2 separate regions of the Mus musculus genome follow, and region 1 is linked to region 2. A link is a loop called in an ENCODE intact Hi-C map of the cell type or tissue named here. Cell type or tissue: heart. All regions are shown on one strand.

Evidence for each region. A loop is a pair of places that touch in the nucleus more often than their neighbours do. Peaks named below come from ENCODE experiments on the same cell type or tissue, not always from the same donor. Only the 100,000 strongest peaks of a DNase experiment are listed, where the experiment ranks them.
Region 1: it touches region 2 in a loop (5-fold over the local background); 4 of 42 quality-filtered maps call a loop at or near these places.

What each region holds. Positions count from the first base shown.
Region 1 is chr14:104,812,908-104,815,407 of GRCm38, forward strand. The region is part of intron 2 of D130009I18Rik (RIKEN cDNA D130009I18 gene); the gene reads left to right. Among named protein-coding and RNA genes, the nearest start is that of Gm24280, 160 kb to the right of the region's middle. In heart, a CTCF peak has its summit at 1,279 (motif pointing left); no DNase peak of the experiment used is centred here.
Region 2 is chr14:105,294,860-105,297,359 of GRCm38, forward strand. Ndfip2 (Nedd4 family interacting protein 2) reads left to right here. Exons shown (of 8, transcript NM_029561.5): 4 at 1-33. Among named protein-coding and RNA genes, the nearest start is that of Gm24207, 19 kb to the left of the region's middle. In heart, a CTCF peak has its summit at 1,517 (motif pointing left); no DNase peak of the experiment used is centred here.

The sequences.
Region 1 (2,500 bases), 480 kb before region 2:
GGACGGATAGGCAGACAGAACTTATGCCCCAAGTCTGAGTGCCAGGAACAGCTTATAACGAAACCCTTTTTGTTGAGAACAAACAAGCGTGGAAACAGCGAATCACTGGGAAACAGAACTACACCGAGGGGCATCGGAAAACAAGGAGCTGTGTGTTCAGTCTCCCTCCTGAATAAGGAAGAGACACATTCAAAACGGCACAACACACAAGTTGATCTTACTCCTAGTTAGAAGCTGCCTAATTCTAGAAACCTCCCTTCTCAGTTTCAAAAGAGATGGCGACGTTTGCTAACGTGCGCTGGTTGTGACCAAACACTGATCATTGTTCAGCATCACTGACAAAGCTTCTGGTGTCTCTTAAACTCATTTTCACAAAACCCAAGGATAATCTTTCCTTTCTTTGAGTGAAAAAAACAAAACAAAACAAAACCACTCTTAGATTTCATTTTGGTATAGAGAAATGTTATGTAAATCAAGTATTTGCCATATTTGAAATGTTGGCCATTCTTTAAAAATAATACACATGTATATTTTGTTAATTGAAAAAAAAACAACTAAACTTTCCTGGTGAATGGATATAAAGGTAGTTTCTTTTTCATATGATAGTCACATATCACACATATGCAAAACTCAAGTTTTGTAGGCTTGTTTGTAGGCTTTGTTAACCAACTGCTTCTTGCGGGGAAATAATTAGGGTTTTACTCAAATCTTTCTAAGGCATAAAGCAAAATAAGGATGAAGAAAAGAGCTATACACTAGAGGACTTGCCTAGTATGCACAGGCATATCCATAACACCACAAAAAGTTTTTAAAATATCACAAAAACGATTTTTAAATAGTTAGATTTCATTTTGTCTAGATATAAAGGCTCATGCCTGTGATTCGACCATTCAGGACACTACAGGGTCATTGCCACGAGTCGGAGGCCAGTTTGGTCTACAAAATGAGTTACCTAGCCATCTAGGCTGCAGCGTGAGATCTTGTCTCAAAAAACTAGCAAATCAAGTGTGTGTGTGTGTGTGTGTGTGTGTGTGTGTGTGTGGTTGTTGTTTGCACACATGTGCGAGTGTTTAAAAGAACAAAGAGAGCAAATAATAAAAATAAGCAGTTTCCTATTTCCAGACATGGAAAAGATATTGTATGAGTTGTGAACAGTCACAAAAACATAAATAAACATACAGAGTCCAAGAAGCAGTTATCTTTATAAATAAATCTGCTTAGATTCAACATTGCCGCTGACAGTCCTTGGTCAATGTTAAGACCGCGCCACCTTCTGGTCATAATGTGTATGACAAGTGCTCATGTTTACAGACTAGCATTTCTGCTTTATGTAAAACTTATATTGAAGGAAAACAACAAACACGCGACTTGTGCAGTTTCTTCTCCCTGGGGAATGCAGTGCGATGAGAACACAATCCCTAAATGTACTCCAGTGGCTATTGTTCTTGAAAATCCAAGTTTGCTTTTGAGCTCGCTCTTCTGTAATGGTTCACGACAGACCATAAACAGCCAGACAGGGCTGCGAATTTAAGAGCAAGAGGGTTTGGTTGTCTGTCTTTTCCCTAGTTGTTATTCTCTGAACTTCTTAGAGCCTGCGAAATCCTGCTTCAACAAGAGGAGTCAGGCCTCTGCCAGTCAGGGGAGGCAGATGGGGGCTGTGCCATGCCTCTCCAAAGCTACACAATAAAAAACACACAGGCTAATTTCTGAACAACTGTTACCACATTACTGTGGCCAAATGATGACTCTGGGAATTATATTCTGCTTACATTCCTCCATAGTTAGAGTTAGATCGATGATGTCGCTGTGGCCTTCAACGTCCTGGCTATAAATGAAAGGCGAAAATGGAATAGTTTTGATACCAAGCTGGACACCCCAGCTATGGAAGTTTTGGAGATCCTATGACCTGCAATTCCATAATACTTCTTTCATAGTTTGCATTTGAAAAGATAATCACAGAGGAAAGGCCTGTTCCCATGTGTGTAGCTTTGGGATGTGTATATCTTAATCAAAAATGTATCAGAAGCCCTGAAATCTTATACGCATGAATATGTATGAAGACGCAAGTGCGTTGATGGAGTCAGTAAACTTACTTCAGTGTTCTTCAACTTTCTCAGCAGAGATTGTTTAAGATTTCTGGGGCACACAGCCTGGTAACCTGTCTGCTGCCCATGTCTGTGTGCCAGCACTACCCTGTACCTACGCATGTCCAGCCCTAAAACAAAACTGAATGTAGACACCAATGCCCACACAGCACTGCGGTTTTGCTGTAGCCATCAAGAGCTTTTCCTTAACATTCTATTTCACTTTGACCCTGTTGGCCAAAATTCATTTCTCTAATATTAAATTGGCTTCTGAATCTATGACTTAAGGAATAGGGGAGTGGTTAGGGGGAAAGAAAGATACAGGCTAAATTAGAAATACAAAGTCTTTCTCTGCAAAGTCGTCGGCTTTCATTGGCGTTGAGGTTTGCTCTATATAAAATTTGATTATGAAGAAT
Region 2 (2,500 bases):
GCAACGACGGCATTTTCATGCTGGCCTTTTTCAGTAAGTGACCTTGTCCTAGTACTCTACTTTATATAAATATTTAAAATAACTGAAGAAAAAAATACTACTAACATGAGTATACCTCACTTAAAGTGTAAATTGCATAAGCATTTGTTAGGTAATTTTGATTGCAACCATTATGGTCGATTGCAGGGGAAAAGGCAGAAGGAGAATTTAAAAGAACTGTTGCTGACCATCTAAGACTGTGGGCATATATACAGTGCACTCTGCTGTAGGCATGCACACAGTGAACTCTGCCTGTCTGCTTTGGACGCAAAAGACTTCTTTTTCAGTGGCCTTGAGCCAGAAGGGTTGGGGAAGGGGAAACTCTGTAAGCCCAAAGCAGTGTCACAGAGGTGTGACAGTTAGAAGACTAAACGTCATACAAATTATGTGACTTACATAGCAGATTTAAACTGTGAGGGAAGACTGTGTCATGTATTTGTTATTCCCTAACACAGTGATTAGCATGAATTAAATTCTTTGATAAATATTAAGGCATGCAGCAAATTGTTTAAATGGCTAAAGCCAGTATTACACCTAATGCTCAGTGAAAATGTATTAGGTTATGTGTGGCTTATTCTAGGGTAAAATGAGAAACCGTTTACTTATGTAAAATGATCGCCCAAATTCAAAACTAGAGAATCACTCTTCAGGTGTTGAACTGCTTTTAGTCTGGAGGTCGGCTTATCCCTTTCCCAGTTGGACAGGCTCCGTGCTTCTCTTCATGTCATCTGTGCAACCACAGAAGTGCGTGAGGAGTGGCAGGCAGTACGCTTTTCTTTTCCAACTGAGTTTATAGTTACGTTGCTATCCAGTATGTGCAGTATATAAGTATTAAGCTTGTCTTGCAGTTTTAATTGGGTAAGGTAGAGCCAAGGAAAAGGCAGCAAATTCATTGGTTTCAGATGGCTGCTTACTGATGCTTTTGTACTGTTAGTCTAGTGAACCTTAGTTTTAATCTTTGATTTTTATTCAACTAGGAAACTTCCATTTTGATATCAGATTCCTCACATCTTTTGTTTACATAAGGGATATCCTTTCTTTGTTAACATCTGTCCAGAACCTTGGGACCCTGCAGGTGGCTCCCTTGCCATGGCCAGGGTTGGGAGCCCCTAACCCGTGCTGTGCAGGTGTGGCAGCTGCCTGTGGGTCCCTGGAGCGAGCTACGGCTCCTCGAGCTGACTGAGGAGCTTAGGTCATTTCCTTTACCCATGGCTTTATTTAATATGTGTCTTTTAGAGTTTGCTCAGTGACAGTATATTGGTTTATATAAATATATATATATATATATATATTCATGGATTTTGTACAGAATTTCCAGATTTTAGTAAAATTCCGTGAAATTATATTTTTACAAGTTATTTCTGTTTTACAAATACTTCATAAATAGTAAAAAAAAATTGATTCTTTTTTGTTTGTTTTTGGTATGCAAGAGCCTGGTTTGATAAACATAGATTTGTTTGTAATTACTACCATCTAGTGGTTACTCTCCAGACTGCAACTGGGTTTATATTTCATGCTTATACTGGCTTTAATAGAGAGCTTATGTCTTTTTTTTTTCTCCTTTCCTTTCCTTTTTCCTTTTTCCTTTTTCCTTTTTCCTTTTTCCTTTTTCCTTTTTCCTTTTTCCTTTCTTTTCTTTTCTTTTCTTTTCTTTTTTTTTTTCGAGACAGGGTTTCTCTGTGTAGCCCTGGCTGTCCTGGAACTCACTCTGTAGACCAGGCTGGCCTCAAACTCAGAAATCCACCTGCCTCTACCTCCCAAGTGCTGGGATTAAAGGCGTGCACCACCGCTGGAGAGATGGCTCAGTTGTTAAGAGCAGTAATTGCTCTTCCGAAGGTCCTGAGTTCAAAACTCAGCAACCACATGGTGGCTCAAAACCATCTGTAATGAGATCTGATACCCTCTTCTGGAGTGTCTGATGACAGCTACAGTGTACTTACATATAATAAATAAATAAATAAATAAATAAATAAATAAATAAATCTTTAAAAAATTTCTTTTTTTTTTTTTAGAAAATAGAGAACTTATTATAAGTTAAGCATTTCAGGCTCCATTTCTGCAAACAACATCACAGAAAATATAAGATTTTTAATAAAAATCTTTAATAGGTTCAATTCTTGACTTTTCTACTTACATTTATCTTTTTGCTTAACTCATGTAATGTTCAAAGAGATTTACAGTTAAATTTAGTGACATAATTCCATTTTCACGTAGAGAGAATAAAAGGAAAGAAGTGTGCGCATCTCTGAATAATGTTTAGCAAGAGTGTTAGAAGTAATCTCACTCAGGCAGTATCATAAAGTGCCTCCTAAACAAAAAGTGGTAAGAGAATACAATAGGAGTTGCCTGTCAGTTAATTCTCGATGGATCCAGTGGGTAACTGACCTGCTTGGAAATGACCTTGAATGCTAGTGCTTTCAGATGTGGTAGATCGTCTTGTGAAACTTTCCCTTCAAGGTTC